Regions from separate parts of the Homo sapiens genome. Here region 1 is linked to region 2. A link is a loop called in an ENCODE intact Hi-C map of the cell type or tissue named here. Cell type or tissue: HCT116. All regions are shown on one strand. Each heading gives the region's core, and the rest is flanking DNA. Links, peaks and the distances in the headings are about the cores only. Region 1 has its middle 54 kb from the start of ATP23. Region 2 has its middle 44 kb from the start of LINC02388.

Region 1 (4,410 bases), core at 240-4,239, 830 kb after region 2:
AAACAGGGCTGAGACATACCCCCTTGCTTGCGACATTGTGAGAGAAGAGAAGGAAAGAAGAGCTATGGCTCTTCAGTTAGCCCAGACCTGGGAACTCCCCAAGCCAGGACTGTGACTCCCTCTTTGGGGACCTGCAGTTCCTGGCATCTCCAAGCCTCCAGGCATCACCATGTTTCCCCATTCCAGCCTTGGAAGCTGCTTGTGGTGTGCCTGGTCCAGCTGCAGCCTTGCAGAGGGCCAGCACCTGTGACAGCACCTGGAGCTGCCCACCCCATTGCAGCAACCAGCATGTCTGACTATGCAGTGGCCAGACCCCATGCTCACTCACACACCCCTGGCCATTCCATGTCTGATTCACCCTTGGCAGGCATGGGACCCAGGCCAGTAGGTCAAGTGCAGCCTGCCAAGGTGAGTTGGTGAAACAGCCTAGCCACAGAGGTTTCTAGCCAGAAAAACAACACCCTGAAGATCCTGTAACTGCATATTATCTGAGCACTTGGGACAAAGATCCTGTCTCTAAAAACAAAATTTTTTTTTAATTAGCCAGTCATGGTGGTACATGCCTTTAGATCCAGCTACTCAGGAGGCTGAGGTGGGAGGATTGCTTGAGCCAAGGAGTTCAAGGCTACAGTGAGCTAGGATAACACCACTGCACTCCAGCCTGGGTGACAGAGTGAGACCCTGTATCTTTACAATTAATTAAATAAAAATAAATGAGAAAGAAAAAAGAACAAAAGACCACCATCTCTTATGAACATTGATGCAAAAATCTTCAACAAAATACTAGCGAACCAAATCTTGCAGCACATTAAAAGCATTTTACACAATCATCAAGTGGGATTTATTCCTGGAATGCAAGGATGGTTCAACGTATTAGAATCCACCACTCTAATAAACAACATTAACAGAATGAAGGGGAGGGAACCACATGATCTTTTCAATTGGTGCAGAAAAGGCATATGACAAAATTCAATACCCTTTCATGATAGAAAACACTCAACAAACTGGGAATAGAAGGAAACCACCTTAACATAATAGAAGGCATTATGAAAAACCCAGAGCAAATATCATATTCAATGGTAAAACAATAAAAGCTTTTCTTCTAATATCAAGAACAGAGCAAGAATGCCCACTTTTGCCACTTGAATTCAACATAAAACTGGACATTCTACGCAGAACAATTAGGCAAGAAAAAGAAAAGACATCTAAACTGGAAAGGAAGAAGTAAAATTATCTCTGTTTACAGATGATATAATTTTATATATAGAAAACCCTCAGGATTCTAACAAAAGAAACTATTAGAACTAATAATGGAATTCAGCAAAGTAGCAGGATACAAAGTTAGCACATAAAAATCAGCTGCATTTCTACATACTAACAATAAACAATCTAAAAGGGAAATTATGAAAATTCAACTTACAATAGCATTAAAAAGAATAAAACACTTAGGAACTAACCTAAATAAAGAAGTAAAATATTTTACAATGAAAATTATGAATCACTGATGAAATTAAAGAAGACTTAAACAAATGGAAATGCATCCTATGTTCATGGATTGGAAGACAATATGGCTAAGACATCAATACTACCCAAAGTGATCTGCAGATTCAATGCAAAAACTACCAAAATCCAAATGGCATTTTTTGCAGAAATAGAAAAACCCATCCTAAAATTCATATAGAATCTCAAGGACCCAAAATAGCCAAAACAACCTGAAAAAAAGAACAAAGCTGGAGGACTCACATTTCCTGAATTTAAAACTTACCACAAAGCTATAATAATTAAAATACTGTGGTAGTGGCATAAAGCCAGACATATATACCAATGGAATAGAATTAAGAGCCCAGAAATGAACCCTGCTATATATATATGGTCAAATGATTTTTGACAAGAATGCCAAGACTATTCAGTGGGGAAAAGACAGTCTTTTCAACAAATAATCCTGGGAAAATGGGATATTCACTTGCAAAAGAATAAAACTGGATCCTTATCTAATCCATATTCAAACATTAAATCAAAATTGATCAGAGGCCAGGCACAGTGGCTCATGCCTGTAATCCCAGCACTTTGGGAGGCCAAGGCAGAGGATCGCTTGAAGCCAAGAATTTGAGAACAGCCTGGGTAATATAGCAAGACCTTCATCTCTATGATAAGTTTAAAAACAAAAATGAAACAATTTTTAAAATGTTTTAATGGATCAAAAGCCTAAACATAAGACTTAAAACAATAAAACCCTTAGAAGAAAACACAGGGCAAAAGCTTCACAACATTGGATTTGACAGTCATTTCTCAGATTTGACATCAAAGGCACAGACAACAAAAGAAAATATAGACAAATTGTACTTCCTAAACAATGTTTACATTTTGTACATCAAAAGATACTATCAACAAAGTAAAAACACAACCCACAAAATGAAAGAAAATATCATATCTGATAAGGGATTAATGTGCAGCATACATAGAGAACTTCTAAAACTCAACAACAAGAAGACAACCTGATTCAAAATGGGCAAAAGTCTTAAGGTGACTCACCTTCTTTGCGGGATGCCTGGGAGTTGCCATCTGCTCATCCCCATTGGCCTTAAAAAGCCAGTGGACCAAAAGGTGGCAGTCTTTTTTTTCTACAAACAGGAATTGGAAGCAGTGGCTGGCAGGCCAGTGCGATCTCTGGTTCCTGTCTATTTATGAGCCTACTCTCTATGAGTCCTGTGGTGGCCTCAGAGCTGGCAGAAGCACACTGGGTTTGTCCCTGCCTCCCTCCAACTATGAGTTGGGCCATACTAAACTGCCCACCATATTGAAAAAAAAAAGTTTTAATGGGCAAAAGATTTGAACAGACATTTCTTTAAAGAAAATACACAAATAGCCAATAAGCACATGAAAAGATGTTCAACATTACTAATCACTGGGGAAATGCAAATCAAAACAATGAGATATCACCTCACACCCATTAAGAGGGCTACTGCCAAAAGAACAGAACAGAACAGAAGTGTTGGAGAGGGTGTGGAGAAATTGGGACCCTTGTGTACTGTTGGTGAAAATGTAAAATGTTACAGCCGCTGTGAAAAACAGTATGACAGTTCCTCAAAAATTTAAAAATTGGATTAACTTATGATCCAGGAATTCTATTTCTGTACCCAAAAAAAGCTGAAAGCAGGGCCTCAAAGGATATTTGTATACCCATGTTGGTAGCAGCATTTTTGAGCTAAACCATGAAAGCAACCCATGGTCCATCAATGGATGAATGGATAAGCTAAATGTGGTATATCTGTACAATGAAATATATTTCACCTTAAAAGGGAAGGAAATTCTGATGTCGGCTACAATATAGATGAATCTTGAGAACATTATGTGAAGTGAAATAAGCCAGTCTCTAGCAGACGAGTACTGTATGATTCCACTTATATGAGGTATTTAGAGCAGTTCAAAATTATAGAGTCAGACAGTAGAATAGCGGGTGCCAGCAGCTGGGGAAAAGGGAATATGGGGAATTATTGTTTAATGGATACAGAGTTTCAATTTTACAAGATGAAACATGTTATGGAGATGAATGATGGTGATGATTGCACAACACTATGAATGCATTTAAAAATACTGAACTGTGTACTTAAAAATAGTCACGATGACAAATTTTTTGTTTCATGTATTTTACCACAATTTATCAAATGGGGAAACACTTTATAATCATTTGAAAGGATAGGAGTGCTCATAGGGGTGAAGTTTAGAAGCTACTAACTACAACATAAAATACTAATAACAGAGGAAAAAGAAAATCATTAACAGCAGCATCTAACCAGATTTCAACCAATGGGGTTTCATAATTCGTTATGTTCAACTAAATAGGGATCCCTGAACTGTCAATATAAAATTTATTGTCCTAAATGCAATTACACTGTAAGCACTGTTAAACCTTGGGATATTGATTATTTGAACATTTAGACAAATAAAAGTATTAAAATATTATAAAAATTAAAAGACTCAGTTAAGAAATCATAACATCTATGAATATACAATCATGTTTTCCCTGAAGATATGACTTCAGTCCCAAAATAAATTTTCAAATATAAAACAGCTATAATAATGTTTCAACCAATAACTTTATATTACCATAAAATTGGAAGAGAAGTAACTAGTTTTTAGGATAATAAGAAAATGTTAGTAATAAAGCATTATTAGGAAATATGCAGCAACATTCTGTTACCATGGGCTTTGTTTTTAGATCCATGATTTGATAAAAATTCATATGTCCCTTTCTATTTATTTTAAAAGAGATAAAAACCTACCACAGTAAAATGCCTCTAGGTCTATGCCTAGCGCCTTAGAAATAAAAATTTATTATCAAAGGATGGCTAAAGCCTCAGCTCATCCAAAGAGCTCCTCCTACTGTTCCAAAATATAAAATGAGTCTGA
Region 2 (4,410 bases), core at 216-4,215:
GGCCATTTGTATGTCTTCTTTTGGGGAATGTCTATTCATGTCCTTTGCCCAGTTTTAAATCAGATTATTATTATTATTATTGTTATTATTAATTATTATTATTACTATTGAATTGACTCCCTTAAATATTTGAGATCAGTCCAATGCCAGATAATTAGTTTACAAATATTTTATCCCATTTAACAGGTTGTCTCTTCACTCTGTTGATTGTCTTCTCCACTATGCAGAAGGTTTATAGTTTGCTACAGTCCCATTTATTTATCATTGTTTGACTTTGCCTGTGCATTTGAAGTCTCGGCCATAAAATCTTTGCCTAGACCAATGTTCTGAAGTGTTTATGTTTTATTCTAGTAGTTTTATAGTTTTTGCTCTTACTGTTAAGTCTTTAATCCATCTTGAGTTGATTTTTTGTATTTGCTGAGATAGGGATCCAGTTTCAGTCTTCTGCATATTGACATCCAGTTTTCCCAGCACCATTTATCGAAGAAGGTGTCCTTTCCCCAATGTATGTTCCTGTCAACTTTGTTGAAAATCAATTGGCTGTAAACAGTTGGATTTATTTCTGCGTTTCTATCCTGTCCCTTTGGTCTATATTTCTGTTATTATACCAATACCTTGCTGTTTGGTTGCTCTAGACTTGCAATATATTTTGAAGTCAGGTAGTGTGATGCCTCCAGCTTTCTCGTTTTGGCTAGGATTGCTTTGGTTAGTCAGGCTCTTTTTTGGTTTCATGTAAGTTTTAGGATTGTTTTTCCATTTCTGTAAAAAAATGACATTGGTATTTTGACAGGGATTGCATTGAATCTGTAAATTGCCTTGGGGAGTATGGTCATTTTAACAATATTAATTATTTTGGTTCATGAGCATGGAATGTCCTTCCATTTTTTTGTGTTGTCTTCAATTTCTTTCATCAGTGCCTTGTAGTTTTCCTTGCAGAGGTCTTTCACCTCCTTGGTTACATTTATTACTAGGTACTTTTTGTGGCTATTACAAATGGGATTTTGTATTCTGAAACTTTACTAAATTTATTTATTAGATCTAAGAGTTTTTGGTAAAGTGTTTACATTTTTCTAGATATAAGATTATATTCAAAAAGGGCCATTTTGACTTCCTCTTTTCCAATTTCAATGCCTTTTATTTCTTTCTCTTTCCTGATTGCTCTGGCTAGCACTTCAAGTACTATGATGAATAGGAGTGGTAAAAGTGGAGTTCCTCGTGTCTTGTTTTAGTTTTCAGAGCAAAGGCTTTCAGGTTTTTCTCATTTAGTATGGTGTTAGCTGTGGGTTTGTCATATATAGCCATTATAATGTTGAGGTATGTTCCCTCTATGCCCACTATGTTGAGAGTTTTTATTATGAAGGGGTGCTGAATTTTATCAAATGTTTTTTCTGCATCTATTGAGATAATTGTAGTTTTTCCTGCATTGGGTTAATGTAAGATATCACGTTTATTGATTTGCATATGTTGAACATCCTTGCTGCTTTGGATATATCTCCCTTGATTATGGTGTGTTATCCTTTGGATGTGTTGTTGGACCCAGTTTTCTACTATTTTGTTGAGGATGTTTGCATCTATGTTTAGCAGGGATATTGTTCTGCAGTTTTTGCTTGTTTATTTGTTTCATCTTGCCTGGTTTTGGTATCATGGTAATGCTTGCCTCATAGGATGAGTTAGGGAAAATTCCATCCTCTTCAATTTTTTGGAATAGGTTGAGGAGAATTGATGTGAGATCTTCTTTGTAAATCTGGTGGAATTTGTCAGTAAAGCCATCTAATTCTGGGCTTTTCTTTTTTGGGAGACTTTTTATTATTGATTTAACCTCATTACTTGATATTGGTCTGTTCAGGTTTTCTATTTGAGACTAGTTTTCTGGGTCAGAATATGGTCTCACTTGAAAATGCAGTGTGGGCACTTAAAAAGATGTATGTTCTCATGTTTTGGGGTGGAATGTTTTATACTTGTCTATTAGATCAAGGTGATAATTTGTATTGTTCAGGTCTTCTATATTTTGTTACTTGTTCTACCAATAACTGGGAAAGAGTGTTGAAATCTCCAAATATACTTTTGTGTTTGTTTATATCTCTTTTCATTTCTGTTGGTTTTGCTTCATATATTTTTGAACTCATTTATATGGTGCAAAACATTGAGAACTGTTATGCTCTCTTGATGAATGAACCAGTTTATTATTAGGAAATTACCTTTCTTCCCCCGGTAATTTACTTGTCTGAAATTTACTTTTTTTGATATTAATAAACCCATTCTAGCTATCTTCTGTTTACTGTCAATAGTATATTTTAACATCATTTTACTTTTAACCTATTTGTATCTTTATACTTAAGGTGAGTTTCATTTTAAACATCATTTTATTTTAACCTATATATATCTTTATACTTAAGGTGAGTTCCTTGTAAGTGGCATGTTGTAGGGCCTTCCTTTCTTATTCAATGTTAAAAATTCTACTTTTTAGGTATTTAGACCATTATCATTTAAGGTGAATATGTATATGGTTGTGTTTAAACCTGCCATCTTTTTCTTTATTTTCTCGTTGTCACATTTGTTTATGTTATTTTTCTTCTTTTTCTTTTTTATGATCCCATTTTATCTTTATTGTTGGATTATTAGTTATAACACTTTGTTATGTTACTTCAGTGGTTGCTTTGGAGTTTATAATATGTATTTTTGACTTACCAGTCTCCCTTCAAGTAAGTCTTTACTTCATGTGTAGCATACAATAGAAACTTCCATTTCTCTGCTTCCTAACCTTGTGTTATTCATTCATTTTGCTGCTACATATGGTATAACCCCACATTACACTGTTACTATTTTTTTAAACAGTTGACTATCTTTTATATAGGTTTAAATAATAAGAATAAAATACATTATATTAACCTATGTAGTTATTACTTATGACACTCTTTATTCCTCTGTGGAGGTTCGAGTGTCTATCTGAAATCATTTTTCTTCTGCTTGAAGGACTGCTTTTACATTTTTGCTTGCATTATCATTTGGTGACATTCTCTTTTAAGTACAGACAATTTTTTCCCAATATTGAATCAGTACATTTCTTACTACTCTAACCCATTCCCTATCAGATATAGTGTTTCTAGTCTAGCTGTTAAAGGCCAGCACTATTCCTAGGAGAGTGTTGACCATGTTTCCCTCTAATTCTTTCAAGTGGTTCTTTCTCTGGCCTTAGGTAATTTTCTCACACATAAGTATGGATAAATACTCAACAGAATACTCTGAGAAAGACCCTCTGTAAATTTCCAGGGTTCTTTCTCTGCGCAGATCTCTCTTCTCTGATATTTTGCCCTGTGAACTCTACTCAGCCTTGAATTCTGAGAAAACCCACGTCCATCTCATCAACTCAAGGAGACAGGCTCTGCTTGAGTTTCCTCTCACTTTGCTTGTTGCTTCCTAAACATCTCCTCCAAGCAGTAAGCTAAGGCAATAGTACAGCTCACCTTATTGGTTTTTCTCTTTTGTTGCCTGAGGTTCAGTATCACTAAAACCATTTATTTCATACATTTTTATAGTTTTTTAGTTGTTCCCATTAAAATAATAAATCTGGTGCCTGTTACTTCATCTCGTCTGAAAATAAAACGTGGAATTTTTAACTGTATTTAATTTCAATTAATTAAAATTTAAATAGTCACATCTGGCTATATTGAATAGCACTAAATAGAAGGTACTGATTACAGAGATATTCACATAGTGAAATTTCACTGAACTGTGTACTTATGATTTGCACACTTTTATGTATGTGTAACACTTCAACAAAAAATGGCTGAAGAATTAAAATGCTATTCTTAAACTTGTTCATCAGAAACATCCTTTTTTTCTGAATCGCTGCTCAGGAAAGCTGACTCTCTCTCTCTCTCTCTCTCTCTCTGTGTGTGTGTGTGTGTGTGTGTATGTGTGTGTGTGAGAGAGAGAAAGAGAATCATGAAAGTTTTAGCAAGGAAGAAGTAACCAAATAATGCTCTCATTATTTTATTTTCCAGGAAAGATGAAAGAATGAATGAGTGGTAAGTAAAGCATCTCTATATAAATTACATATGCCACATTCACATTACAAGATTAAGAATCGTGTCATCTTTAAACTCCAGTGAAATTAAACTGAATGATAAAAAATATACCAGGTATAGTAACTTTACTTAATATCTTATACCTGATTTATTCTTATTATATACTGGAGTTAGTTTAACTTGTGTAATTCCTACCTTTAAAAAAGGGTTTTTTTTTAATGTGCCTAGCCCTAAGTGGTTCAACTTGGCTTGATCTTTGCATATGACAGAGGTATGAGGAGGCAATGTGTATTTATAGCATGAGGAGAACTGTAAAATGGGTCATGTTTTTAATTTTTTGAATAATTCTATATTTCCCTATAGCCTGATTTCCTTTATATGT

What was found. Hi-C counts contacts between places; a loop is a spot of excess contacts. Peaks named below come from ENCODE experiments on the same cell type or tissue, not always from the same donor. Only the 100,000 strongest peaks of a DNase experiment are listed, where the experiment ranks them.
Region 1: a loop joins it to region 2, with 3.0 times the contacts of the local background. A loop is called at or near these places in 2 of 110 quality-filtered maps.

The regions. Positions count from the first base shown.
Region 1 is chr12:57,993,176-57,997,585 of GRCh38, reverse strand. No RefSeq gene overlaps it. Among named protein-coding and RNA genes, the nearest start is that of ATP23, 54 kb to the right of the region's middle. In HCT116, for the core only: no CTCF peak of the experiment used is centred there; no DNase peak of the experiment used is centred there.
Region 2 is chr12:58,823,295-58,827,704 of GRCh38, reverse strand. No RefSeq gene overlaps it. Among named protein-coding and RNA genes, the nearest start is that of LINC02388, 44 kb to the right of the region's middle. In HCT116, for the core only: no CTCF peak of the experiment used is centred there; no DNase peak of the experiment used is centred there.